2 separate regions of the Homo sapiens genome follow, and region 2 is linked to region 1. A link is a loop called in an ENCODE intact Hi-C map of the cell type or tissue named here. Cell type or tissue: endothelial cell of umbilical vein. All regions are shown on one strand. Links, peaks and the distances in the headings refer to the core of each region. The heading gives the core; the rest is flanking DNA. Region 1 overlaps LOC102723568 (a long non-coding RNA gene). Region 2 has its middle 21 kb from the start of EHF.

Region 1 (15,473 bases), core at 3,441-11,440:
AACAAATGTGGAGGTTTTTTGGCTTTTAAATAATGGCCATTCTGACTGGTGTGAGCTGGTATCTCATTGTGGTTTTAATTTGCATTTCTTTAATGATTAGCAATGTTGAGCACTTTTTCATGTGTTTGTTGGCCACTTGTATGTCTTCTTTTGAGAAATGTCTGTTCATGTTGCCCAGTTTTTAATGGGGTTATTTATTTTTTCTTGTTCAGTTGAGTTTCTTATAGATTCTGAATATTAGTCCTTTGTCAGATGCATAGTTTGCAAATATTTTATCTCATTCTGTAGGTTGTTTACTGATTACTCCCTTTGCTGTGCAGAAGCTTTTCAATTAAGTCCCATTTGTCTATTTTTGTTTTGGTTGCATTTGCTCTTACTCATAATTTATTTGCTTAGGCCAATGTCCTACAAAATTTTTCCTAAGCTTTCTTCTAGGATTTTTATAGCTTCAAGTCTTACATTTAAGTCTTTAATCCATCTTGAGTTAACTTTTGTAGACAGTGTGAGATAGGAGTCTGGTTTTATTCTTCTGCATATGGCTAGCCAGTTATCCCAGAACCATTTATTGAATAGAGTGTCCTTTCTCCATTTTTTTTTTGTTGACTTTGTCAAATATCAGTTAATTGTAGGTATGTTGCTTTATTTCTGGGCTGTCTATTCTGTTCCATAGATCTATGTGTCTACTTTTGTATGAGTATCATGCTATTTCAGTTACTCTAGCCTTGTACTATAATTTAAAGTCAGGTAATATGATGCTTCCAGTTTTGTTTTTTCTGCTTAGGATTGCTTTGGCTATCTGAGCTCTTTTTTGGTTCTATATGAATTTTAGTATTGTTTTTCCTAATTATGTGAAAATTGCATTGGTAATTTGATAGGTATTGCATTGAATCTGTAGATTTCCTTGGGAAGTATGGTCATTTTAACATTAATTCTTCCAGTCCATGCTTATGAGATGTTTTTCCACTTGTGTCTATCATGTGTGATTTCTTTCATCAGTGTTATATAGTTCTCCTTGTAGATATCTTTTACCTCTTTGGTTAAACATATTCCTAGGTATTTTTTATGGCTATTGAAATGGGATTGAGTTATGGATTTTATTCTCAACTTGAACATTATTGATTCATAGAAGTGATACTGATTTTTGCACATTCATTTCATATCCTGCAACCTTACCGAGGTCATTTATCAAGTCTAGGATTCTTTTGGCAGCATCTTTAGGGTTTTCTAGAATAAAGAGCATGTCATTAATGAACAGGAATAATTTTACTTACTCTTTTCCAATTTGAATGACTTTTATTTCTTTCTCTTGCCTGATAGCTCTGGCTAAGACTTCCAGTAATATGTTGAATAGAAATGATGAAAGTAAGCATCTTTGTTTTATTGTAGCTCTTAGGGGGAATGCTCTCAACTTTTCTCCATTCAGTGTGGCATTGGCTGTGCATTAGTCATAGACAGCTCTTATTATTTTGAAGTAAGTTCCTTCAATGCCTAGTTTATTGAGGGTTTTGAACATGAAGGGATATTGAACTTTATTGAATGCCTTTTCTGCATCAATTGAAATGATTATGTGGTTTTTGTTTTTAGTTCTGTTTATATGATGAATCACATTTATTGATTTACCTATGTTGAACCAGCCTTGTGTCTCAGAGATAAAACTTATTTGATCATAGAGGATTAGTTTTTTAATGTGCTGCTGGATTCAGTTTGCTAGTATTTTGTTAAGAATTTTTGCAACTATGTTTGTCAGGGATATTGGTCTGTAACTTTGCTTTTGTTGTTGTGCTCTTGCCTAATTTTGCTATAGGGGGTGATAGTGGTTTCATAGAATGAGTTAGAGAGGAATCTTTATCCTTGATTTTTGGGAACAATTTTAGTAAGATTGCTGCCAGCTCTTTTTATATGTCTAGTAAAATTTGGCTATGAATCTGTCTGGTCCTGGGCTTGTTGTTGTTGTTGTCAGGAGATTTTAAATTACTGATTCAGTTTGACTACTCATTATTGATCTGTTCAGCATTTCTATTTATTCCTGGCTCAATCTTGGGTCATTGTATGTTTCTAGGAATTTATCACTTCCTATAGGTTTTTATAGTTTGTGTGCATAGAAATGCTCAGAGTAATCACTGATGATCTTTTGAATTTCTGTAGTATTAGTTGTAATGTTACCTTAATCATTTCTGGTTGTGCTTGTTAATAGCTTCTTTCTTTTTTCCTTGGTTAATCTTGCTAGTGGTCTATCAATTTTTTTATCCTTTCAAATAATCAACTTTTCATTTCATTGATCCTTTGTGTCTTTTTTTTGTCTCAATTCATTGAATTCTGCTCTGATCTTTGTCCTTTCTTTTCTTCTGCTAGTTTGGGGTTTGATTTGTTCTTGTTCATCTGATTCCTTGAGGCATGACATTAGGTTGTTAATTTGAGATCTTTTTATCTTTTTGATGTAGGCATTTAACACCATAAACTTGCCTATAAGCACTGCTTTTGCTGTATGCCATTACGGTCACAATTAAAAATAGAAATAAACAAAGAATCTATTCAACCATGTAAACACAAATAAAAAGCCATATCCATCATCATTTATTGGGTAATATGCATTGATTATAATTGATTATAATAAATCAGCATGTAATATATTCCAGACACAATGCTAAGTGCTTTACTTACATTTTACAGAAAAGGGTGTCGGGACAGAAAGTTTATATCATAATGTTTAGTTAGGGTTTTCCACAAACCTGAGACATTTCTGGTGCTTCACCTACGTTCCCTCACTTAATCCTCATGAGGGAAATATTGTATCAATTACATTTTCAAATGAAGACAACAAGGCTCAGAGGGGATCATCAATTAAGTCTGAAGAACTAGTTTAAAGAGAAGCCCACTTGAATCTCTAAACAAGGAGGCAGAACTAGTGATATTCTTAAAGAACACTTTTCAGCTTATCACTATTCTGGGTCAAAAGAGATGATCTTTCTTTAAATTTGTTCTTTCCCCTTAACTCTGTTGCCCTTTGCTTGGCTACTATATGTAAAGAATGTAGTGAAGTCAGTGGTTTATTCATTCCCACAGCTAGTGCTTACTGAGGACCTACTCTGCTAGCTGCTGGGGACTCTGTGATTGAAGATCTGCTCCCTGTCCTAGCGTTGTAATAGTATATTAGTAGGCTAAAAGATAACAGCCATTTCCCGTATAGCATTTGTCCATATGTATAATCTCTTCAGCTGCATCCTGAGAGAGGTTTCACTGGTATCATATCTCAGCCTCAAGGCACTGACCACGTGAGCTCTTCCTTTACAGCTAATTGATCCAAGTGGCCCTGACTAGGTCTCTAACCAAGAGAAGGCTCTTTGGAGATAGAACATTTTCAACAAGCGAAAACACAGAAAATCATGACACATTGAAACTTGCAGTGGAGGCTTGGATCATTTAATTTTTCTCTACTTCTACGAAAGATTTTTTTAACATTTCCAGATTAAAGTGGTTCACCTGAGTGCCCTGATTCATATACATACATTCACATACAAGTCAGGAGAGCAGGGCAAGATTCCAGTCAACCTGGAAATGTTGAAAAACATCAGATTTTACATAAAAGATATGTGTATTTTCTCCAAATCTACATGTGGTCATTCAAACATCAAACCAGAAGCTCTGGGAGTCTCACTGAATTCTCGGTTTGCCTTGAAAAGTCATGTGACCTTGACAGCACTATTCATCAGCACTAGCTTCAGTTTGGCCTTTTTCCATTAGAATCTATTAGCCATCAGTTTTTTCTTTCAAGACTACTATTCTGTGACTCCTGTATTTGATTTCTAAAAATGTCCTAGTCTCCCAGAGATTCCCACCCATGGGGTTTGACTTTGTATGTTACTGATGGACTAGGGTGCTTTACTCTCGCAGATATTAAATATTAACAGAGAAATATGGAGAATATGCAAGCTAAGAAAACTACACATACACTTATTGTTTGGTAAGCAAGCAGATTTTTTTGTCCTACACTGGGTTACAATAAAGGCTATATTTATTTTCCTCATCTTAATGCGTTCTAGGATTACCTTTGAGTCCAGACAAGTAGAAAGGTGAAGACTTTTTTTTTTAAACATAGGCAACCCAACACACCAGTTGGTCCCAAAGAAGACGTGCACTTTCACGTGATTGAGAGGTGTGAGACTAGCCAGGCAGCAAAGGCTATTACCATCAAATTCCACTTCCTCACTTCCTTCCACTCCACCAAATCTAATCAGTAACCGCAGGGGAAGGGCAAAGGCATTTAGTAAGTATTGACACCCAGGATTCCAAGAAGCGTACCAAGCTTTTACCAGGACTGTTCAGGTTTTCAGAGACAAACCAATAGGAAATGACTTTTTCTATTCCCAGCCCATCAAAAGAATGAAATAAAAATTGCCAAACTTGACTTGGCATGTGACCACAGTGCTGCCAAAGACAAGGGGTATGACTGAAAGGAGAAGTCAATAAACCTAAAGTCACCATCCACATCCAACCCACCCCACCACCCCCAACCCCACAAACATACACTGCTGCCTTCACCTCTTTTCCCAGTTTGACCAATGGGTAGTTATATGAGTATTAGTCTCAGCAAGAGTCAAACTAAAAACACTGAGAACCATTAAAATTTTCCTCAGATGAGACCCTAAAGCATGGGAGATAATTCAATATGTTGTCATCAAACTATGGTAAAAACATTGTCTCTTAATTTCTGCCAAAGACAGCAACAAATCTCTCCTCAACTCTCTTAATCTCATGCCAAATAAAACAGCAACTCTATTCCCCCAAACTCTAAACTCGTGTCAACCTGTTTGTGATGACGAAGTTAACAATTTGTAAATTTGAACTTCAAGTGGGTTATTCCTCATTTGGTAGAGACAAAACTTAATGAATTGGATGTGCTGATGGTAATCTCATGGATTTCACTGCAGCAGCTAATAGGATTATAATCACCACACATCACAATCTTCCATGCTTCCAGAACAGACTTGATGTCACCTAGATCTCTTCAAAGATGTTCCCAAACACAGACTACATTCATATTTGCTTAATCCAACAACCCCTTTTCCAAGTGCTTTCAAGTATTTTCTGAGACAGGTTCATGACAATTTTGTAGTTACAATGGCATTAGAACATCTCATGTTTAGCTGGTCAAAAGGATTTTTCCAACCATTCGACCTAATGTGTACTCAAAATTATGTGGGAATCTATACCACATGAATTAGCAATTAACCCTAACTGTGATACAGAAGAGGGAGGGAAAGTCTATGTCTTCACTGAATTTCATGGTTCTTTATTACAAACTGCTAGAGGACATGTTCTTTGGTTGGTGCTGGCATCCTCATTAGCACTGAGCACCACAGCTCAAAAAGCGTGGCTGAATCGATGTATATTGGTGACGTATATCACCAGGAAAAGAACTGCTGAGTTTTGTCACTAAACATCCTTCAGCCATTTTTTGGACCCATCTAGAGAACCAGACTCAAGACAGGTCAAAGTAACAATATGACATGAGGTGGATGAAGCCTTGGAGACAAAATGAATTGTCCTAGGGTCGCAATAGGAGACAAAGGTTAGAACTTAGAATGTGGGGGTCAGTAATTTAAGTACTGTAGTCCCCATGTCCCTTGCTCCTTTTAACCCTTTGAAACTAACCTACGGAGTTCTGCTTCCATCTCTCTTTTGTTTATGCAACTTTTGAACTGGGTTATTTCATTAATTTCAGGAACATTTATTGAGGACCTAATATGGGCGCAGCATATAGAAGGTAGTTTATACAATATACAGTTTTGAGTATATATAGTAAAGAAGTCGGGCAGAACTGAATTCAAACCTCAGTTCTACTTCCTACTAATTCATTACTTTAAGCAAGAGAATTGGTTTCTCTGTGCCTCAGTTTTATAATTTCCTCATCTACAAAACGAGAATAGTAATAGTGTATATCTCACAGGGTTGTTATAAAACTATTGTAACTATCATTATTCTTATCATTGTACCACAACAAATGGTACAAAAGTATAACCATCAATCCCAGGAGAAAAGACACCCTATGAACTGAAAGAAATTAAATACCAAATGAGGTGGCATGTGCTGTATAAATTCGGAAGGAAAAGTCAGTGAAGGTTAGGGTGATCAATAAGGTTTCATAGAGAAGAAAGGGCTTCAGTTGTATTATAGAAAAGAATACACCATGAGAACAGGCAATAAACCATGAGCATTTGATCAAGAAAAGTGTGCTTGGAGAACGTAAGAGTGGATGTAGTGAGGAATACATTTGAAGCTAGGCTGGGAAGGGATTGACTATCCAACTAATAATGATTTTTGACTTCCATTCACTCATTCATTCAACAAGCATTTATTGAGTGAATATTACGGTCCCATGCATTGTTGCCTTGATGATGCAATCATAAGCAAGGCATGGTCTATTCTTGTGGAAATAAACTAATACCAACCAAATGAGAAAAGCAAAGGCTATTTATTCTGAGCTTGAGAAATAATTTATTCTGAACAAGAGGATCAGCCACTGTCACTTGTATTTTTGCAGAAATGCAAAGGCAAGTAGAGGAGTGGGAATGGGAAAGCCTTGTAGTGGAAAAAATGGAAGGCTTCAGGTGTGCCCTGATTGGAGGCTATTGGCATGGGAAGCTGTAGGCAGGATAACTAGAAATGGGTTTCCTGTGTTATTGGATAGGGGAGCATATTTGGTTTTCTCTGGTGGGTGGTAAGTTGGAAGTAGGAATAAAACTTAGGGAAGCTTTCAGTTTTTAATCAAGTCTTGGCCATTTTGGGCCAATTTTTACATGAGTTATTTTTTTAGCTTCCTGAATTGTCATTAAAGATAGCAATCTGGCTTCCTGCAAGTCTGACTTATAACAGGCTGGCTTCCTGAACTGTTTATTGCAGATAAGGAGGCTGGTTTCCTGGGCAGGTTGCTGCAGGTTCTGAGTCAGAATTCTACTTTTATATATGGTTTAGTCATTGTCTGTTTGCATATTCAGCTTCTCAGTGCAGTGAAGAAAAAGACTAAAAAAGGTTGTTGGGGACAGGAGCAAAACAACTACGTTAGAGTGTTATAGGGATGATGAAGTTGGGCTGGGAAAACCTACTTTGGATAAAGTAGTCAGAGAAGGCCTTTCTGAGGAGGTGACAACTATGCAGAGACCTTGAAAATGAGAAGAGGCCAGTCATTTTAGAAGCATAGGGAAGAACATTTCAGGTCAAAGGACAGAGAAAATACTACTTTGAGCTAGAAAAAATATGGTGGGTTTAAATAAATTACAGATCAGTGCAGTTAGGCAGGAATAAGCAAGGAGAGACAGCAAGATAGGAGGTTTGAGAAGTAATTAAGATTCAGGTCAGACAGAACTCTGTGTGTCAAAGTGGAGAATAGATTCTATGAGAGCAGGGAGCTTAGGCAGAAAGCCTATTACAGATGATTTTAACAGCGCAGGTGGAAAGATGATGGTAGCGGTCTGGCTTAAGTTATGGGAAGTAGAGATGAAGAGAACAGTTCACTGATTCCTGGAGACATCTTGAAAAAAGAACAAAGAGCACCTCCTGATAGCCTGACTATGGAGGAAATGGGGAATGGTGATAAAGGGAGGAAATTAAATAACTCCAAACTTATGGGCTTGAGCAACTGAGTACAGGATTATAGCATTTACTGAGATGGGGATACAAAACACAAAGAAAAGTAAGTTATGGGGGTGAAAAATCAAGTTTATCTTAGGGATTGAGAAGGCCATTAATATAATAACAGCCATCTGGAGATAAGAGGCAGGACAGATTCAAAAGTCAGAGACCTCTTGGGCTTAGCCCACATTGACAGTTCACACCTTTTTAGTAGAGAAAATAGACACTCAAATAAAGGACAAACAAGGAAGACAAAAGCTGCAGGAAAAAAAAAAACTACAGATATTTAGCTAAGAATACCTGGCCTCAAAGTTGCTGGTCAGTTTAGCTTTTCAAAAATTGACAACAGTGGCTCACGCCTGTAATCCCAGCACTTTGGGGGGCCAAGGCAGATGGATTGCCTGAGCTCAGGAGTTTGAGACTAGCCTGGGCAACATGGTGAAACCCCGTCTCTACTAAAATATAAATAAATAAATTAGCCAAGCATGGTGGTGTGCACCTGTAGTCCCAGCTACTCGAGAGGCTGAGGCAGGAGAATTACTTGAACCTGGGAGGTGGAAGTTGCAGTAAGCCAAGATTGTGCCACTGCACTCCAGCCTGGGTGACAGCGAGACTCCATCAAAAAAGGAAAAAAAAAAAAAAAGAAGAAGAAGAAGAAGAAAAAAAAAATTGACAACAAGAAATGGAATTGCTTAACATTGTGTGGCCCAATTACCTAGTCTATTGATTGCACTTGAAGCATTCATTGGTGATACAATCATGCAAGAAATGTTCCATTCTTGCTTATAGTCTAGAGAGGCAGAGAGAAGTGTCAGGTTCAAGTTAGCGACTAGTCATTTAAAAGAAGAAAGCCTCTCTTAGCTGTTGACCTTGCTTTCTACTTCACAGGGAAAATGAAAGCAATAAGAAGAGAACTTCTAGATTCCCACAACATCTGTCAACCGCTAGCACCTAGAACCTCATGTTATGCCCTCCCTCCTGTTACAATTGGAAAATTGTTCATGCTTGATAACGAAGCCAGTACCTTCACTCTAGATCCCATTCTTTCTCACCAATTCAAGGACATCTTTCCAGCAATTCTCTTCTCTCCTTTTTGTATAATTTCCATCAACCAATGAATTCACTGCTCATGCTTCCATCATCAAAAAAATAATAATAATTACAAAACAAATTTTAAAACCTTTACTGAAGTAAGTGAACTCTGACTTGACTTCCCCCACCAGCAAATGTCTCATTTCATGGCGCTCATTTTCAGGAAACTCCTTGAGAGAGTTGTCTCTTTTTGATGACTACAATTCCTTTCCTACTGTTTTATTTTTCATTTGCTCAGGTATATTGCAGTATAATTAGCATGCAATAAAGTTCACCCTTTTAAAGAATACATTTTCGTAAGTTTTGAAAAATATATTGGTCATGTAGCCACTGCTATAATCAAAATATATAACATACATATCACCTCAAAAAGTTTCCTTGGACTCTGGTTCCAAAATGATGGCATAAAAGCAAGCCGGCTTCACTCCTCCCCAACTCCCCAAAGAAAACCTAAAACAAATATAGAGTTCAAAGATTATCACCAGCAATATACCAGAACTTAAATGTAAGAATGAGACAGTTCCTGCAGCCACAGAAGATTGAAAAAAAAATCCAAGCAGATGGTAAGAAAATCAGACTTCCATGTCCATGATGCCCGTTTTCTCAATCTGCTCAGCACCAAGCATGCAGGAAATTTTTCCTAGATTTATGGTTTCTACACTAGAAAAAATTGAGATTGAGGTGAACAGCCAGCTTCTCCACTATCTTGGGTTTGTTGGCCGTGGACTTGCCCCTGCCTCAACCCATAGGAAGCATTGCAAGTACCTGAAGGAAAAATTAGCCTTGGAATAGCCAAAGGAAAAGGAGAGGGACTATGATTCCCAGGCTTAGAAACACTGCTCTGTAACTCAGCCAAAGGAAACACCAAATCAGAATGGTTGTTCAGCAGCACCATACTGTAGGAGATTTGTTCCACAGGACCACTGGGCATGAGCTCCTAGCCTACCTTTCCATACTACTGGAATATAACCTTTGGGACCTCCGTCATTCAAGATGGGCAGCACTCTGGTTGTTTACTAGAACCAAGACAAGTGGGGCTTAAGAAACCATCTAGTATCTAAAATGAGACAGCAACCTAGTTGGGGGAAATAAATTAACAGGTAAATTACAAAGAATTTCTAAACAAGTGAATCCAATAAAAACCAAAACAAGCAAGACAAATAAGACTAGAATAAATAATCTTTCACTGCAAGATGTAGACATACATCAACAAGAAACAGCAAAAACAGGGAATCATGATCTCCCAAATGAAGAAAGCAAAGAACCAGTGGCTGACCCTAACTAGATGCTGATATATGAACTCTCTAAGAATTCAAAATGCAGTTTTATGGAAACTCAGTGATCTCCAAGACAACACAGAAAGGCAATTCAGAAATTTATCAGATAAATTTAACAAAGAGATTAAAACAATAAAAAGAAATCAAACAGAAATCTTGGAACTGAGAAATACATTTACTGAACAGAAAAATTTATTAGAGGATCTCAACAGCAGAATTGATCAAGCAGAGGAAAGAATCAGTGAGCTCTAAGACAGCCTATATGAAAATACACAGAGGATAAAAAATAACAAGGAAAAAAGATAAACTACAAGATTTAGAAAATTACGTTAAAAGATCCAATTTAAGAATTATCATTACTCAAGAGGGAGTTGAGCAAGAACAAGGGGTAGAAAGCTTATTCAAAGAAATAATTGAACACTTTCCAAAACTGGAGAAAGAGATAAATGTTCAGGTACAGGAAGGTCAAAGAACACCAAACAGATTTGACCCAAACAGAACTACCCCAAGGCACATAATAATCAAACTCTTAAAGGTCAAACACAAAGAGAGAATGCTAAAAGCAGCAAGAGGAAAGAAACAAAGACCATATAAGGAACTTTGAATTAATCTGGCAAAAAACTTCTCAATGAAAACCATACAGGCCAGAAATGAGGAGAATGACACTTTCAAAGTGATTAAAAAAACTGTCATCCAAGAACACTGTATCCAGCAAAGTTCTCTTTCAAATATGAAGGAGAGACAGGGTCTTTCCCAGACAAACAAAAGCTGAGAGAATTCACCACGACCAGCCCTGTCTTATAAGAAATGCTAAAGGCAGTTCTTTAGTCTAAAATAAAAAAAAAAAACCCACTAACACGCAAAAAGAAAATATTTGAAATTATAAAACCCAATGGCAAAATTAAGTACGTGGACAAACCCAGAATGATAATACTGTAATCATGGTGTGCAATCCACTTGTAAGTCTAGTATACAGCCCAAAAGACAAATCTATCAAAACCAGTAATAGCCAAAGCAACCTGTTAAGAGATAGGGTATATAAAAATATGTAAACTGGGCCGGGCGCGGTGGCTCACGCCTGTAATCCCAGCACTTTGGGAGGCCGAGGCGGGCAGATCACAAGGTCAGGAGATCGAGACCATCCTGGCTAACACGGTGAAACCCTGTCTCTACTAAAACTACAAAAAATTAGCCGGGCATGGTGGCGGGCGCCTGTGGTCCCAGCTACTTGGGAGGCTGAGGCAGGAGAATGGCGTGAACCCGGGAGGCAGAGCTTGCAGTGAGCCAAGATCGTGCCACTACACTCCAGCCTGGGTGACAGAGCAAGACTCCGTCTCAAAAAAAAAAAAAAAAAAAAAAAAAGTAAACTGAGATGATAAAAAATCAAAATGTGGGGGGGGATGAAGTTAAACTATAGTGTTTTTTCTCTTTTTTCTTGGGTTATTTCTATTATTTTCTTTGTTATCTAATACAAGTTGTCTTCTTAATAAATCACTTGTTATATCTATAAGATATTTTTGTAAGCCTCATGATAGCCACAATGTAAAAATCTATTGTATATTAACTAAAAGTTAAAAGCAGTGAATCAAAATATACCAGCAGGAAAAAAATCACTTAATCACAAAGGAAGTCAGCAAGGGAAGAAAGGATGAGAGAAGTTACAAAACAATCATAAAACAAGCAACAAAATGACAATAATAAGTCCTACTTATCAATAACACTGAATGTAAATTTGACTCAATTCTTCAGCTAAAAGGCATAGAGTGGCTAAAAGGACAGAGGACCAAGGTCCAATTATATGCTGCCTTCAAGAAATGCTCTTCACTTATAAAGACACACATAGACTGAACATGAAGGTGTGAGAAAAGTTATTTTGTGCTATTGGAAACAAACAAACAAAAGCAGGAGTAGCTACACTGATATCATATAAAACAGACTACAAATCAAAGACTATATAAAAGGACAAAGAAGGTCACTACACAATAATAAAGGGGTCAATTCAGCAAAAGATATAATAATTATAAATATCTGTGCACCCAAAACTGAAGCCCCCAAGTATGTAAAGCAAAGATTAACAGATATAAAGGGAGAGATAGGCTGCAATACAATAATAGTAGGGGACCTCAACACCCCACTCTCAGTAATGGGTAGGTCATCCAGGCAGAAAACAAAGAAGCATCAAAGTTAACTACATATTACACCAATAGGTTTAGCTGACATTTACAGAACATTTGACATAACTGTTGCAAAAAAACCACATTCTTTTCATCCCCAAATAGAACATTCTCCAAAATAGGCCACATCTTAGGACACAAAACAAGTCTCAGCAAATTCAAAAAAGTAGAAATCGTACCAAGTATCTTTTCTAACCACAATGTAATAAAACTAAAAATCAATAACAAGTGGAACCTCAGAAAATACACAGACACATGGAAATTAAAGAACATGTTATTGAATGATCAACAGATCAATGAAAAATTAAGAAGGAAATTTTAAAATTTCTTGAAACAAATGAAAATGTAAATGAAACATACTAAAACTCTATGAGATACAGCAAAAGCAGTTTTGAGAAGGAAGTTTATAGCAATAAATGCTCATATCAAAAAAGTAGAAATTCTTCCAATAAACAATCTAATAATGCCCCTCAAAAAAGAATAACAAAAATAAAATGAACCCAGAATTAGTAGAAGGAAAGAAATAAATAGCACAGAGACTAAAAAAGTTACAGAATATCAATGAAATGAAAAGCTGGTTTTTTGAAAATGATAAAATTGACAAACCTTTTGCAAGATTAAGAAAAAGAGAAGACTCAAATAAAATCAGAAATGAAAATGGAGACATAACAACTGAAACCAGAGAAATAGACTCACTAGACTATTCTGAACAACTATATGCCAACAATTAGAAAACCTAGAAGTGGATGAATTCTTGGACATATACAACCTGCCAAGATTGAACCATGAAGAAATAGAAAACCTTAGCAAACTAATAGTGAGTAATGAGATCAAAAAAGTAATAAAAAGTCCCAGGACCTGATGTCTACACTGCTGAATTCTAACAAACATTTAAAGAAGAACTAATACCAATTCTATTCAAACTCTTCAAAAAAAATTAAAGAGGAGGGAATACTTCCAAACTCATTCTACAAGGCCAGCATTACCCTGATACCAAAACCAGAGGACACAACAAAAAAAGACAACTACAGGCCAATAGCATTGATGAAGACAGATGCAAAAACCTTCAACAAAATACCAAATCCAACAAAACATTAAAAAGATTATTCACCATGATCAAGTGGGATTCATCCCAGGGATACAAGAATGGTTCAACATATGCAAATCAACAAACATGATATATCACATTAACAGATCTAAGTATAAAAACAATATGATTATTTCAATAAATGCTGAAAAAGCATTTGATAAAACTGAACACCTTTTATGATACAAACCCTCAACAAACTGAGTATAGGAGGAACATACCTCAAGATATATATTCCAATATCAAATGGCAAATTTCAACAATGCAAAAACTGCAATTACATTTGCACCAATCTAATATATACTTTTAGTTTCAAGGGTATATGTGCAGGCTGGAGATATATATATATATATATCTCCTAAATCTGACTACTTCTTGTGTCTTCCACCTCTACCACTCTGGTCTAAGCCACATCATCATTTCTCTCTGAATTTCGGCAGTACCCATTAAGTAATCTCTTTGCACCCTTCTTGCCCTTCAATCTCAACACAATAGGCACCATGACTCTTTCCAACTCTACATCAGATCATATCACTCCTCTGCTTCAAACCATACAATGATTAACAAAATCAAGCATGAGAAAAACTATAGGTCAAATTGACTGAGTAATTCAACAGATAAATGGTAGGGAAAAGAAAGGGATAGAGAAATACCCATGGGTTAAAAGAGACTTCAAATACATATCAAGATTAAACTACAGTGACTAGAGATGAGCTGCAAACTTGGGTGATGAAACATAGAGAAACCAGGAAAATGGTTAGTATAAAAGTTAGACTAGTGGTCACATTTGGGCAGAGGCAGTGAACTCTGTTTGGGACACAGCCCATGGAACGGCCTCTGGGGAGAATGGCAAATTTAATTCTTGATCTGAGAAGTGGTTCGAAGAGCACAGCCCCATCATAACTGACTAAGCTATCCATTTGTTTTGCGTAGTTTTCTCTATTTGTATCTTTTATTTTTCAATAAAAACGTTAAAAGCAATCTTTGCAATGGCTTCCCACATCTCCTCAATTGAAAGCCAAAGTCCTTAAAACTGTTCACAAGGCCTTGAGGTATCTGGTCCATTGTTACCTCTTGGATCGGTTCCTTTCTTTGCTCACTTGCTCCTACTATGCCTGCCTTTTCTCATTCTGTTTCAGCCATAGTTGACTGCCTGTTTTTTCTTGCACATTCCAGCACATCTGCTCTAGTTCTTTCCTCTGCCCAAACATGTCCTTGGCTAAACCCCTCAACTCTTCCAAATCTTCTCTTAGATTTCATGTCCTCAATGAGATGGATGTTGTTGACTATTTAATACAGCCATCTGCCTCCTACCTTAAGTTGCAGACCCCCTTACCCGTCTCTACTTCTGTTTCCCATATAACCTTCTATCATATAGACTTCACTTATTTATTGGACCTTTTTTTTGGTGGTTTGTGACCCCACTAGAATGTGAGCTTCATGAGAACAGAGACTGTATGTTTTATTCACTGATGCACCCCACAGGAAAAGGTAAAGCCAAGGGTAAGGCCTGAGTGATTCGACAGGTAAAGGTACAATGAGCCACTTTGGGATTTAGACAGTTTATTACCTACATAGACAGTGAAGAGAAGGATGAACCAAAGGCACCAGCCCCTGTGATCCTTGTCCCACATGCCAAAGAGGATAACATTAGAACCAAAGGGGCCTGATGACTACGTGAGTTGTGGGATACCTGGTAGTTGAGGAGTATATTAGTCTGTTTTCATGCTGCTGATAAAGACATACCTGAGACTAGGCAACTAACAAAAGAAAGAGGTTTAATGAACTTACAGTTCCACATGGATGGGGAAGCCTCATAATCATGGTGGAAGGCAGGGAGGAGCAAGTCATGTCTTACATGAATGGCAGCAGGCAAAGAGAGAGAGCTTGTGCAGGGAAACTCCCATTTTTAAAACTATCAGATCTTGTGAGACTTATTCACTATCACGAGAACAGCACAGGAAAGACCCACCCCCATAATTCAATTATCTCCTAGCGGGTCCCTCCCACAACACATGAGAATTATGGAAGCCACAAAATGAGATCTGGGTGAGGACACAGCCATATCATTTCACCTCTGCCCCTCCCAAATCTGATGTCTTCACATTTCAAAACCAATCATGCCTTCCCAGCAGTCCCCCAAAATCTTAACTCATTTCAGCATTAACTCAAAAGTCCACAGTCCAAAGTCTCATCTGAGACAAGGCAAGTCCC
Region 2 (15,473 bases), core at 4,538-12,537, 210 kb before region 1:
CACAGAGTTGTTTATAATATCTTCTAATTATCTTTCTAATGTCTGCAACACATGTAATAATGTTATTTTTGCTTATAAATTGACAATTTATAATTGCGTATACTTATGGGGCACAAAACAATGTTATGATTTATGAAAGCAATGTGGAATAATTAAATCTAGCAAATTAATATATCCATCACCTTAAATACTCATCATTTTTTGTGGTGAAAACATTTGAAATTCACTTTTTTTCACAATTTAAAAATGCACAGTACACTATTATTATCTACAGGTGGTTCCTGACTTCTTATGATGATTTGAATTATCACTTTTCAACTTTACAATAATGTGAAAGGAATATGCATTCAGTATGCTCTATGACTTATGTTGGGATTATGTCTGGATAAACCCATAGTAAGTTGAAAATATCAATGGGCTCATCCAGATATAACTCCATCATAATTTGAGAAGCAGCTGTATATTTATCATGGTGTGCAATAAATCTCAAAAAAAGACTTATTCCTCCCGTCTGAGATTTTGTACCCTTTGGCCATCACTCCTTCATTCCCCTCACCCACAGCCCCTGTAACTACCATTCTACTCTCTGCTTCTATGGATTTGATTGCTTGAGATTCCACATGTAAGTGAGAACATGTGGTGTTTGTCTTTCTGTGTCTGGCTTATTTTACTTAGCATGATGTTCTCCAGTTTCAGTGATGTTGTTGCAAATGATAGAATTTCCTTCTGTTTAAAGGCTGAATTATCCCATTGCATGTATATACTACATTTTATTTATCCATTCATCCATTGATAGACACTTAGGTTGATTCCATAACTTGGCTAGTGTAAATAGTGCTGCAGTGAACATGGGAGTAAGGACATGTCTTAGACAATCTGATTTCAATATTTGGATAAACACCCAGAAGTGGAGTTACTTGGTCATATGATAATCTAGTTTTAGTTTTTAAAGTAACTTTCAAATAGTTTTTCATGATGGCAGTACTAACATACACTCCCAACAGTGTACAAGGGTTCTCCTTTCTCCACAGATGTTCTCTTTTTCATTACTGACATGAGTTATCTGTGCCTTTCCCATTTTTTGTCTTCATCTGTCTCAGCAGAAGTTTATCAATTTTATCATTTAAAAGGTAAAAATTGTTACCTTTTAAATCTTGTCTATTGTATTTTTTTGTTTCATTAATTTTTGCTCTGATTTTTGTACTTCCTTTTTTCCATATTTTTAGGAGATGACTTTGCTGTTCTTCTAACTTCTCTTTCTAGGACTCCTAGAAATATGTTAAGTCTGCTCATTGTATTTTTCTCACCTTTATATTTTCCATTGTTTTATCTCTTTCTTATTCATTCTGGGTAGTTTCTTCTAATCTACCTTCCAGTTCATTAATTATCTCTTTACCTGTGTTGAATTTGCTATTAAACCTATCTGAATGACTTTTTCATTTTTTATTGGGTTTTTAAATGTTAAAATTCTCATTCCTATTTGGTTCTTCCTCAAATTTGCAATGATTTTGTTTCAGCTGATTGCCAAAACGTTTTTAGTTCAAGTTCATCTCTTTGAGCATAGTGAGCACTGTTGTTTTACAGTCTTTATGTAAATACCTTCTCTTTTATTAATCTTTCCACGTTTCTGGTGGAGGGACTGGCTATGAGAGACAAAAACTTTCTTTCAGGTGCTTTTAGGACTTACCCATATTTCTTTCATGGTGTCTATTATTTTATTATCTCATTATTTAGATACTTTTCTCCTCTACTAAACTAATGGTTCAAGGCTTATCAAAGATAAATCCTCTGTCTTGTTCATCTCTGTGTCTCTCATGGTATCTAGCAGACTTCCACCCAAGATATAAAGACACTATGACTAAGTGAATGATTTTAGTCTTACCTACCTGCCTGTTAACTTACCTACTTGCATCTCACTTATACTTCAACTTTTGGCTTCTTCCTCAACCTCAACTACCCCATTCTTCCCATGGCTCACTGTGCTCACTGGCCTCCATACTGTCCCTTAAATAAGGAAAGCTGCCCTAGCCTCAGGGCCTTTGCACCTGCTCTGCCTGCTGTTTGGAATGCTCTTCTTCCCATATACCCATCTGTTTTAATCCCTCATCTTTTAATCCCTCATCCCATCTCTTCAAATGTGATTTCTACAGAGGGTTCTCTGACCACCTTATCCAATAACCAGCATTCCGTCTCCCCTCTGCCATTCTCCATCATCTCACCATGCTTTATATCACATATCACTAAGTGACAGTATACTATAAACGTACCCATTTGTTTACTGTCTGCCTCCCTAACTAATGTATAAGCTCTCTGAGGGCAGGGACTCTGTTTTATTTGTACACCACAATTATCTCCAGTGCCTTGAATAGTGTCTGGCATGTAGAAGGAATTCAAGAAATACTTGTCAAGCTAGGTGCTGTGATAACTACTTTATATGAAATTAAGTATTTCTCCTCCAGCAGCTCTAAAAGTTTAGTATGTTATTATTGTCTCTGTTTTACTGATGAGTGAACTGAGGTTCAGAGAGGTTATTTAGCATACGTATGAAGACAGAATTAGTGAGTGATTGACCTGAGATTTGAACTCAACCTGTGCTGTCTAAAGCTAGCCAGGCAGCCTCACATACATGGCAAATGCCTACTGAGACATGAACATGCAGGTTGGGATCCCAAACTGTTGGGAAGCATAAAAGAAAAACACTAAAGATGTGGGGAGTGTAGGACTTTTTTTTTTAATAGGCCAGTGGCCCTCTCTGCAACCCTTTGAATGATCAGCTTGATCAGAGAATCCCCTACCCCTACCCCTGCCTCAGCCAGTTTCTATCTGGCTGTGTCATCAGCTGGCTGATCCAAACAGCAATGTCAACAAAAGAATGGTGATCAGGCACGTAAAGCAATGTGTCAGAAAGAAAGAAAAGGCAGCTCAGATGATGCAAGATCATCCAGATGTCAAGCACTGTGTGGTGGCACACTTGCCCGTTCATGTTGTTGATTTTTTAAACATTTGTGATAAGAACAAAAACTTAGTTGCTTCCCTCAGGTCCTCCCTGTATGGATTAGTGCAGACATCTGCCGCTTCAGGCTTTCTGATTGGTTCCCACTGGTTTGGGGCAAAACCGGAAGCTTCTGAGCCAAGTGCAGGGGCAGAAGAGCTCCCAAGAGCTCCTGGGAAAACTAGGAAGGACAATCAAGAAACCACCGGCAGCTCCATTTGCAGGATCTCATCCCATCAGGGGCTGTCTCAGGAGGGGGAATTGGAATACCATTCACCTGTCCCCTTTGCAGATACACCAATGTCTCGTTCAAGAACAAGCAGAAAGGAAACACCAGATTGCCCAGAGCACAGGATTAGGACACACCACACAGAGCCAACTCAGCGTATCATTGTTTGCATTGATCATCTGGGGATGAAGCAGGCTCCGTTCTGGAAGGGGCAACCTGAATAGAGAAGAGTCTGACATTGGAGTCAAGCAGAACTTGGTTGGAATTTGGCTCATTGCTGGGTGATCCAGAGACAGTTATTTAATCTGAGAATCAGATATCTTGTCTGTTAAATGGAAATTATAGTAGCCACTTCACAGGATTGCTGTAAAGAGTACATAAAACCAGGTACCTGCAATGTATAGTGCTAAGCCTGACACGTAGCAGGGTGTTAGTAAGTGGTACCTCTGACTGGGGATGGAAGCCAGAGGAGCTGGACCTTTATTTGACTGGCCAGAAGCCAGCTCTCTAGTCACCTTCCTGATCCTTCCTTCTTCTGTGTGTACACGGACAATGTTTTTCTACATAATGGAACAGTGGCCCTCAAAACTTGTTTTCATAAGAATTATCCAGGTTGCTAGTTATTAATACTAGTTATCCAGGTTGCTAGTTATTAATACTAGTTATCTGTGTTGCTAGCTAAAAATACACTCAGTTCCCATCCCCAGATTTTTCTATTTCAGTAGGTGGTAGTGGGTTCAGGAAATCTGTGTTTTTACCAAAGTATCCCCTACTATAGAATTAATTTTTGTGTTCCCCCCTCATTCATATGTTGACATTTAAACCTCCACTGTGATGATACCAGGTGGCTTTGGGAGGTGATTAGGTGATAACGATGAAGCCCTCATAAATGTGATTACTGACCTAATAAAAGAGACCCCAGAATGCCCCCTTGTCCCTTCTGCCATGTGAGGTCACGGTGAGAAGATGGCATCTATGAACTAGGAAGTGGGCCCTCACCAGACGCTGAATCTGCTGGTGCCTTGCTCTTGGACTTCCCAGCCTCTAGAATTCTGAATAATAAATTTCCGTTGCTTGTAGCCTAGTCTATGACATTCTTTTGTGGCAGCGTAAATGGACTAAGATGTGCACCCTCATGCCCTTTAGGGAATTGTGACTTTGAGAAATGCTGCCCTAGGATTTACAGAATGCTGACAAAGCTTTGTTGACTCAAATGCAAAATATTCTTATAAAGACCAAAATAGAAATGAATACTCCCTTGAACTCCTTTGGATGTGCACTTTGCGTAGTTATAGCACCTTTTCATCATGTGCAAATGAGACGCAAATGAATCCTTAGTTTGACCCAGAAAGAATGTCTTTGCTGGTAGGGACTACGGGAGAGAGAGAAGAGCCAGAATACTGTAGGAAAATTAACACCGGCCACGAGACAACTGGTTGCTAGCTCGGTAGCTGTGCAACATTGGCATGTTACTTGAACTTCTAGAAATCTGTTCTTTCTTCTGTAAAATGAATATGGTCTGGAAAGTAAAGACCAGTCACCTCCTCTATCAGTTGGAGTCTAATCAGGAAGAAACCTAAGTGTCTTCAACAGAGGGAATTTAATGCAGGGAATGGGTCACACCAGTGTTAGAAAAGCTGCAATGCCAAAGAGGGGATAAAGAGATAGCTCAAAGGTTAATAAGAGCAGAAAGTCACTAGTATTCATAGGCTGAAAAGAGAAAGGGAGGAGATAGTGTTCCCGGAATCCCTGATGGGCTTGTCTGGAGGGCGCTGGGGCCATGGAGGAAATGTAGTAGCTGCTGGAGGCATGCTCAGGGCAGAGAGGGAGCAGAGAAATACCCTGGCTTCTCATTTTCTTTCTCCAGTCCTTGCAGGCACCTCACTGGCTGAACTCAGGGGAGCATTTCTCCTCTACAGAACAGAGTCTCCTTGCATACAACAAGAGGGTCAAACAGAGGATGGCTTAATTTTTCCTTCCATTTCTCACTTCTATGATTCTCTCCCTTCAGGTTAAGTAAGTGAGGGTAAGTAAGCTGCCCAGTAAGTGAACAGTTTTCCAAACAAGCCCACAGCACCACCTCTATATACAGCAACTCTCTGTTTATCAGCACTGCATTAACCAGGACTCTCTATTAACTGGGACTTCCAGTTCCTTAAATTTCTTCATGGTTCCTGTGTACTCCCAAAGCATCTTCATCAAACAAACATTAAGTTACGCTTAGAGACCATTTCTCAATTGAATATAGATAAAAGATTCTAAGGCCTTGAAAAAAATTAATACATGCATATTAGATATAGCTATAAAAGCCAGACTATCTGATTAATTATGTGACTGGTGTTAAACTGTTTGGACAAAGGTTGGCTAAATTCCCTATGAATACTTACTTCCCTACTTCTGTGGACAAGGAAAAATAGACCAAAGGTTCAGATAAAAGCTTGATTCAATGTCATCTCTTTTCTCACGAATCTTGGTCATGTGTGGGAAGTGACCCAGATCTAGAACCTTAGCCTTTGGGACTTAAAAAAAAAACAAAAAACTGTTGAGTTGAATCATTAAGTGTTACTGAGGGACAGGAGAGAGGAGGGTAGCTTTCTTAGTTCCAAGACAAATTTTGTTAACAAAGATCTGTGGGTAGACTTGTGTCTGGGCAAAAGATCAGAAGATGTGCTGTTCTAGGCCTCTTTGCCCTCAGACCCATTCCCTATCCTTTCCCCTTCACTGTACCCCCTTATCTCCTCTTCTGCTGTCTTCCTCTGGGCCTGATGCTTGAGGATCCAGAAGTTTCTCAGGCTCCCATGTTCCAGCAATCCAGGCCTCCTTCCCAGTAAGGGATGAGTACAGGGGCCACACATAGCCCTGCAAGTTTTGTAATCCAACTTGAAATCCAATGGCAGAATGAATGGTTATATATGGTGTGACCCAGGACCACATGCAGTTGTATCACATGCACTTAGAAAAGAGCCCCATTTCTTGGACTCATTCCCAGACTCAATCTCTCTGAGGGTAGGACCAGGAATTCGGCCCTTTTCACAATCTTCCCAGGTGATTCTCTACATAGTATAATAATACAAACTCATGGAAATATATTTAATGAAAAATGAATAAAAGAATAAATGAAATAACAAATGGTGATGGCTGGCACAATGTGTGTATCCATTCTCCTACTGAGGTGCACTTACTTTGCTTCCAAATGTTCATTTGACAAGTAGTGATGCATTGAATATCCTTGTACATGTGAGCATGCAGTAAAGTTTCCATGGGCTTATATTTGCTGGATTATGGGCACGTGCATCTTCCTCTTTTCTAGATATTAACAAATCACTCTCCAAAGTATTTATAACAATCAACACTCCTGAACAAGCAGTGGGTTGGAATTCCTTCCTCATCACATCCTGGCCAACAATTATTATCATCAGATTTTTTAATTTTGCCAATTTGAAGGAAATGCAGTGGCTTCTCATGTGTTAGTGTTTCTGATGATCAGTGAGGTTGAGTGTCATTTTTTTTTTTTTTTTTTTTTTTTTTTGAGATGGAGTTTTGCTCTTGTTGCCCAGGCTGGAGTGCAATGGTGCTATCTTGGCTCACTGCAACCTCCGCCTCCCGGGTTCAAGTGATTCTCCTGCTTCAGCCTCCCAAGTAGATGGGATTACAGGCATGCACCACCATGCCTGGCTAAGTTTTGTATTTTTAGTAAAGACAGGGTTTCACCATGTTGGTCAGGCTGGTCTCAAACTCCTGACCTCAAGTGATCTGCCTGCCTCGGCTCCCAAAGTGCTGGGATTACAGGCACGAGCCACTGCACCTGGCCGATTGAGCATCTTTTTATGTGTTTAATGATGCTCATTTTTTATTGACTTCCTTCTGTGCTTTCTTTTTTTTAGCAGTGAATTTGAGTTGTAAGAATATGTATTTCTTTCACTCTGGGATTCACCTACATAAAGTAATTTTCACTTGAATGAAAAAGAAATCAGTTGTATAAACATCTGTTTTTTCTGAATTTTACTGGTGTAAAAATGGCCACTCAGCCCTGGAAGAAACAAAGGCACTTTGCCAACTGAAGTTGCAGATGGGAAATTTTTAGAAAGGTCCTGTTCAACCTCTGGAAGGGGAAGATCATATCTGAAAGTCAGGGTAATCCACCCAACCCAAATGTTTCTTCTACTATGGGTTCTGAGGATTCGTCCATGTGCTTCTTCTGCGTTGCTGCCATCTGATTTCCTTTGCTAGGCTCCTCTTGCAACTTGGGCTACAAAGAGGTGCTTCATAGTCCACAGTCTTTGCCTCACCTTCAGTCTTGAGGTGGTCCCCTAGGAGTTATTGGTAGTTGCCGCTGGAAGCCATTCTAACAAACCTGGCGAAGGCACAAAAGGATAGAAAGCCTTTAGCCAATATGGTGCCATCAAAAACAAACAGAGCACGCTGCCCAGTCCTCTTCTGGTTGCCTTTACTAATGCATCAGTCATACTTCTTCTGCACTCGATCTTAGCCAAGAGGTCGAGAAGCCATAGTCATAATTCTTCTGAAATTAATCTCTTCCTGCCCCACCTCCCCATCATCTGTCTTTGAATTCCCAGGGCTAGTACTCATAAGATTATCTCTTTCTTCTCCTTTATGAGGAGACCCATTCTTTTTCACAAACCAGCCACAAAAGCAAGTGTCATTACCCCCTACCGGAAATACCAGACAGAGAGTTCATCTGGGGTTAGTTTCTAATCAAGCCTCCTGCCCGGGTTTTTCCTGCTCCTGTCTTGAAGCGACCACAGGGGGAGAGCAGTTTCCAAATATGATCCCTCCTTTCCACTGTCACTTGTCCAACCCCGACCACTATCATTCTTTTATTTGCTTCTCCCCTGAGCCAGCCAAGAGCCTAGGTCAGTGACAGGGCAGGCAGAAGAGAGAGGGGCTTCCAGGAAGGAGAGGGAGCAACCCACAGAAGAGGCAGCAAGACAGGAAGGCGGGCAGGGGCTGAAAATCCAATACATATCTAAGTACATTTTTCTAGGATGGGCTTCTACACTCAGCCAAAACATATATTGCATATTGTTTGTATTTTTTAGAGGTTTACAGGTCTCCCTGAAAGTCCCTCTGTGGAATTATAAACCTCTAATAAAAAATCCCAGGGTTAAAGAAAGGAAAAGATGAAGGAGAGGCCCACACTCTGAAAGGAAAGGGTTCAGCGACTCCTGGAAGGTTCTGGATGGTGCTTCCTTGACCAAGTCAGCTGCTTCTTCTACCTGGTCTCCTTTGTGGTTCAGCTGGGGTGGGGCTTACTAGAAAAAGCTGTGGGAGGTGGTTGCTCCAACGTATGGGGGCTGTCTGTAAGTGTAGGTGTTATCTGATGAAAGCTGCCCCGGGTGAGGGTTTGTACAGAAAGCCCCTGGTGGTGGGGAGATAATGTCAAGCTTCTCTCTCTCTCCCAGATCCTGGTTGTATCCTCTGTCCCTCTCCACCCCCACCCACTCACCCACAGACTTCCAAGGAACCGGCGCCTGCAGACATGCCTCTCTGATGCCCTCCCAGTAACCCCTGGCAGGCAGCACAGCGCCAAACCTCTTGGCCTTACCCCACTGGGCCCATGACCCAGTGGCTGTGCCTCTGGGTCCTCCCTGTCCTGCAAAGAGAACTGGGCCCTCAGTCAGGTTCTTCTGCTCCAACCCAGTGGCCACCTGTGCTCTTGGGGAGCTCGGGGGAGGCTGGGAAACTTTCAAAGAGCAGTTAATCACTAACTAGCTGGAGATAAGAGAGAGAGAATGAAACAATTGAGAAAATGCCCAACCCAGAGGTTAGTGCTTCCCTGCCTGCACACGCCAGAACCTGGCCCGCGCAGAGAAACTGGCGATCAAACTGAGTTTGTTCACTGGAGAGAGCTGACATACAGTCTCTAAGGGGCTGCAGTATCCCAGGCTGAGGTCCAGTGGCAGCCGCTGCCCCTTTCCTCCTAGGGCCCTTTCCTTCAGCCATGCCTCAGCCCTGAAGACAAACAGGAGCAGTTTTCAAGGAGCCCTTCCCTTATCTCTAAGGTCTGGGCCTGGAATTCAGCTTGGCCCATTTACTATGCCAGCTCTGTGCAGGGTGCAGAGATCCAAGATAAATCAGACAGGGTCTCTGCTGTCAGTGTGCTCAAGGAAAGAGGCTTTTAGGGGAAACAAATCTAAACGACTGCCAGCTGGAACTTCAACTCTGTAAAGCAGCACCCTGCCACATCTGCCTGCTGGAACATTTTCATCTGCTGGGCTCACGTAGCTGTGCAACAGCTGGGGCTGGGGTCACATTCTGGGCTGATCTGATGATTATTTTGGCTAGAGTGAGCTCATCCTTTTTGTTTTCAGGAGCTGTTCAAGGGTGGTCTGATGGTTTGGATCAAGACTAGCTGTATCCCGGAGAAGAATACGTTGACTTTTCTGGGGTGGGGTCTGGGGCAGAAAGCAAGAAGGCTGCCTTACTTCAAGGAAGGCTCTCCTTCCACCTTCTGCCCTCTGAGTGCCTTGTATGCGCAAGTGACACTAGACAAAGTGCTTAACACTTATTACCTGACTTGAATCTCCCAATGGCCCTGTAAAGCAGGTACTCCATTATCATCACCACCCTTCTTTTTACAGGCAAGAAAACCAAGGCACAGTCAGTTTAAATAACTGGCTCAAGGCTGCACGGCCGATAAGTAGCAAATTTGGACTTCGAATCTGGGCGCTCTGGCTTCAAAGTGTGCTGTCCATTGTTCAGGTTCTGGTCTGGTACTGGCAATGTCAGCCACACCTGGAAGCTTGCTAGGACTATAGAATCCCCAGCTGACCCCAAACTCCCCAAATTAGCACCATGATTTTAACAAGATCTCAGGTGATTGGTGTACACATTACAGTTAGAGAAACACTGCCCTTTTCACATTATATGGCTCTGTGCTCAGTACAGATTTAATTTTCTTTTTTTTTTTTTTTATTATACTTTGAGTTCTGGGGTACATGCGCAGAACATGCAGGTTTGTTACATAGGTATATATGTGCCATGGTGGCTTGCTGCACCCATCAACAGGCCCCGGTGTGTGATATTCCCCTCCCTGTGTCCATGTGTTCTCATTGTTCAACTCCCACTTATGAGTGAGAATGCGGTGTTTGGTTTTCTGTTCTTGTGTTAGTTTCACAATCATTCTCAGATTTAGCTTTCAAACTATTCATTCCACCTGCCAACAATTAGCGAGCTCCAGACATTGTGCCAGGTGAATGATGGAGGTGAAGAGACAAATTTCCTTATAGAACTTGGCCATGCCCTTCATGCAGGCAGTGTGTGGAGTGCAAGTCAGGACACTTGGATCTAAATCCAGTGCTACCACCTGCCGGCTGCGAGACTGTGGCTGAGTCATTTCACCTTCTTGGGTCCCAGGTTCCTAATCGGTAAAACCGGGAGGCAAGCCAGAGATGTCCGGCCCCAGCAGCATATTCTATGTGAACAGGATGAGGTGCCCAGCAGGCAATCAGTGGGGATCTGCTGAATGAGGGAACCAGTAAATGAGTGAGTGAACCGATCATCCACCACAAGGAAAGAGCCCTCCATTTCCAAATGAAGAAAAGAAGTATGCTAGTGGAGGGGAGACGGGATTATCTGCTGTGTGTCAGGGAAGAGTAGGGCCTTCCCAAGCTCCCTTAATACTAACATTACACAGGGGTCCTCGCTTGCCCTTCTCAATGGTCCACTCAGATGATTTCTCTTGGCGAATGTCTGCCCCACATCTGTGTGTCACTCAGCAACTTTGGCCACCTATCCAGTGTGGGATCTCTAGATCACAAGGTGGGGAAAGGGGTGAGGAATGACCTAGAATCCTGGCCTCTGGCCTTAGAGCCTCACTTGTTAAAGGGAAAGGGGCAAATAAGATCTGAACATCAAAAATTATTTCAGCTTGCCTTCCCTCTCACTTTTCTCTGTCCCCTTCTCCTCTTGTCTTCCCTGCAAACCACTTTGAGTCTCCTTTGGTTACCAAGATAAAACCAATCCACATTAACTATGGCTGGTATTTTTTTCGCTTTTACTCCAAGCCAGTGCATAGAGCATTTTGCTCACATTAGATTATGGAATCCTTCAAACAACCTGATGATGAGTGGGTGCCATTGATACCCCCATTTTATAGCTGGGGCAACTGAGGCACAGGGTTGTTAAGCAGCTAACCTGAGGCCACTCGGTCACTTCCTTGTGGTGGGCCCAGGATTTGAATCCAGGTTTGCTCAACTCCAAAGCCTGTGTACTAAACGACACTTCCTGCCTTGATAAGATAATTGTGGTTGTTACTTGGCCAAATAAAGAGCCTATGGAGAAGTTGTTTCCAATGAAGCATATCAGCTTCTAAATCTGGCTGAACATTGGACTCTCCAAAGGGGCACAAAATACAGCTTTCCGGGCACCATCTTGAAATGACTGATTCAGCAAATTGGTCGTAGGCAGCGAGGCACCTGTAGTTTGGTAAAGCTCCCAGGTGATTCTGATAATGAGCTTGTGCAGAACCCATTTACCTAAGGAGAACGCGGGTTCAAAGGGACTGGACGGCTCTTCCTTATTTAGAGTAGGAGGCTGTTGGCTTCCGAGAATGAGGGCTAATTAACTTTGGGGAGCTTCCTGCAGTGACCTTTGCCTTCGGGGAAAGTGTGGGGATTGAGATAAGAGAGAGAAATCCTTGGCGGCTAGGAGGAAGGGTAGGGTGTTTGCTGTCAGGCTCCAGGCTTAGCCCTCGTGGTGTCCCTCCTGGAGATGGTGTGCACTGAGTGCAGTGGCTGCTGGAGAGTGGGTGGAGAGATGAAGGTGACAGGGGTGGGATTAATTAAAATATCAGGCAGTGTGGCTGGGCGCAGTGGTTCACACCTGTAATCCCAGCGCTTTAGGAGGCCAAGGCAGGTGGATCACCTGAGATTGGGAATTCGAGTTTAGCGTGGCCAACATGACGAAACCCTGTCTCTACTAAAAAAAATGTAAAAATTAGCTGGGTGTGGCGGTGCACTGCAATCCCAGCTACTCGGGAGGGTGAGGCATGAGAATTTCTCAAACCCAGGAGGCAGAGGCTGCAAGTGAGCGGAGATCACACCACTGCACTCCGGCTGGGGCAACAGAGAGAGACTCTGTCTCAAAGAAAAGAAGCAGTGAACCTTTAGATTATCCCACTCTAAAAGTGAGGCAACCTTAGTTTTTCTGGGTCTTTAGAAGCAGAAGTGCCCTTGGCTATTTCTAGGCTGAGGGCCCCACCTAGTTCAAGCCTTCTAAACATCCAGTGTTTTGCTATATTCATTTACCACTTGTCCTATTAGACTCTTAGGTCTTTTTTTTTAATGACTCACTTATTAAAGAATGTGCATTTATTTACAAGGCAATAATATCACTACCTTTAATGGAAAATTAGCAACCCTGGCTACACCTAGAAGGTAACTGTTAATAAATAGGATGAAACCCAAGGCTGGAATTAACTTCTCATTGGATCCTGCAGCCTATGCTCCTTTCACTGAAGGGTGATATCAGCCAACTGAGACCTCCTCTAAAGTCTGTGAAGGATTGAATTAAGAGAATTGGAAAGGGCACACATTTCTCATGATGTGATTCAATATTGATTAATTCCAGGTTCACCTATTATCTAAAACCATGTTACTGAAAGTGGCTTATAAATACCGCAGCACCAGAATGTAAACTCCACAAGGGCAGAGTTTTTGGTTTTGTTTTGTCTTTTAAAAATCTGTTCATTGCTTTATTCCTAGACTCTGGAACAGTACTTGGAATATAGTAGGTGTTCACATATTTATTGACTACGTGGACTCTTTTTAGACTGAGAAGCGGAATATAAAGTCAGAGGGTCCGACTGGTGATCGAATGCCTTCGTTCTGTACTCAAGCCCACTCACCCACTTAGTTTTGAGAACTCTGGTGACCCAACCTACAGCCTGTCCCACCTTCAACTTATTCCCATTCCTTGGGTGCACGTGTTGCTGTGAGGATCAGATGAGGTCATGGATGGGCAGGACTCTGAACTGCGTGCCCTCTGCACAGGGAAACGGCTGGGCCGATTATAAATTGCAAAGGGGATGCCTGATGGTGGCCCCATGACTTTTCATATGCTTTGGGCTGTTGTGAGAGAGAGTGCCCAAAGCCTGATTCTGGAACATTTTCTTTGCTGTCTTCTAAATGAGAACCTGCTTGCTTCAATTCTCCCACTGAGCAATCATGCTGACATGAGGGAGGTGGAGTCAGACCTTACATTGTTGAGACCAGATTCTGTGTTCTACGAGTATTGGGAAGGGTGATGCAGGCAGGCACCCACCATGTTCCCTGTGAGTGCTTATTTTTAATAAAAACCTTGGTATACTGCTATTAATGAAAATAATAATAATAATAATAATTACTCCTGCTAATAATATAAGGAAACACCCACTGGTCTGTGACTGAGCCAGCCTTGCCTGAAGGCAGGGGAATGAATTCAATGACCTCTTGACACTGGTCTCAGCCCTTTGGTTCTATTACCACCTTGTAAACCTGAGGTTGTTCTGTTTTTATCCCTAGGGAGTTGTGGTTAGAACCTGCCAGAAATTTCTCACTATGAATCAATCTTCCATTGGTCACTGCCCTTTTCAACATGCCTGTCATTCAAGACTTACGATTTCCTAGGCATTGACAGAGAGAAACTGGCCATGTGGACCAAGGCAGTGGGATTTACGTGACACCCGCCAAGCCGGTGGGGCTAAGTTCCATTGCTGAAGTCTGATACCTGTCATCTGCTGTGGGGTGACATCCACACCATGTCATTCTCCATTCGTTCAATACATATTTGTGGATTCCTAAAATGCCCCTGCTGCTGTGATAGTCCAGCTCAAGAGAGAGGAAGTACATGAGATGTTACCACACAGTGTGGTATGTGCTGGAGAGGTGAAGACTCTGGAGCAGAGAGGCAACAACTCAGGTGGGGACTGAATGGTGGCGGGGTGAGCTCATCAGGAAAGGCCCCCCCAGGGAAGCTGTGTTTGGGCTGGGGTCTAAGGATGAGCAGCAGTTAGCCAGGGAAGACAAGGAGTAAATGTACCTAGGCATGTGGGGCAGTCTATGCAATAATGTGGGGAGGAAGCAGAGAGAAAGAGAATGGGAGAATGGCCTGCCTGTTTGGGGAAATGAAAGGAGCCAGTATGTAAAAATCAGGTGAGAGACAGCTGGAGATGAGGCTGCAGAAATAGGTAGGTGCCAGGTCACAGAGGGCCTTGTGAATAGTATCATGGACGCTGGACTTTACTCCAAAGGGCATGGGAGCCATCAAAGGGTGTTGAACAAGGAGATGCACATTATAGAAAGGCCAGGAAGGCCTCTGGGATCTCCTCTTCTCCAAACTGTGGCTCTGGGGACAGCTCCCTATAGTGGTCTTGGGCAGCACCAAACTGGTGTTTAGGCTCAGCTCACATGCAGCTCACAGCAAGATGGTGACAAATGACTCATCCTCAAACAACAGAGCAGGCATAGGAAGGAGGCCCCGGTTAGGATCTTGCTTACCTGGTTTGCTGGTGGCCTATGCATTTAATTGTAGAACAGAATGCCAAGCCACTTTTTAACCTTTCTTCTACACCATGCCCTGCACCTCCCCTTCTCTCTCTGCTCTTCTCCCTTCCACCCTCAAATTTCTAAGCCATGTCCAGGTCTCGTTTTCACCTGTGCCAGAGAAGATCTATCTGACTTTGGCCATGGAAGAGGTATAGCAGGTATCAGTTGGAGAGGGCTGGAAAAGCTCCCTGGTGCTAGATATGGACGACCTGAGCTTCCAGTCCTGGCTCTTGCAGCCACCAGGCATTTGACATGGGCAGAAGCACTTTTCCTCACTGAGCCTCTGTTTCCTCATCTGTAAAATGGGAATCATGGTGATGGTGTGATATTTGAACAAGTTTTTTTTTTTTTTTCAAAATTGCTTTGTAAACTGCAAAGCTCTGAATAAGTGTTTATTTGGGATTATTAGGAACTGCTTTGCTGGAACAGTCTACCAGAGGGATGGAAGGAGAGGAACTGAGAAATCCATTCTTTGAAATATTTTTATCATATGAGATACAAATATGTATCTATATAAATATAGATATAAATATGAACAAATATATCTGTCATAAAATTTAAAAAAGGATGAACCTTGCCCCCAATCTCACCCCTAGCAGCAACTATTAATTTTTTGTTGTATATCTGCCCAGACACATATAAAATATATATTCAAACAAAAAATATAATCATATTATAAACTTTGTTTTTTAGCTTGTTTATTCAC

Evidence for each region. Peaks named below come from ENCODE experiments on the same cell type or tissue, not always from the same donor. Only the 100,000 strongest peaks of a DNase experiment are listed, where the experiment ranks them.
Region 2: a loop joins it to region 1, with 10 times the contacts of the local background. A loop is called at or near these places in 6 of 110 quality-filtered maps.

The regions. Positions count from the first base shown.
Region 1 is chr11:34,802,904-34,818,376 of GRCh38, forward strand. All of the region lies in intron 6 of LOC102723568 (a long non-coding RNA gene), which reads left to right. Among named protein-coding and RNA genes, the nearest start is that of APIP, 110 kb to the right of the region's middle. In endothelial cell of umbilical vein, for the core only: no CTCF peak of the experiment used is centred there; a DNase peak (open chromatin) is centred at 6,928; H3K27ac peaks cover 2,283 bases.
Region 2 is chr11:34,591,904-34,607,376 of GRCh38, forward strand. No RefSeq gene overlaps it. Among named protein-coding and RNA genes, the nearest start is that of EHF, 21 kb to the right of the region's middle. RefSeq lists enhancers at 2,779-3,073, 7,226-8,425, 11,719-12,013. In endothelial cell of umbilical vein, for the core only: no CTCF peak of the experiment used is centred there; a DNase peak (open chromatin) is centred at 7,778.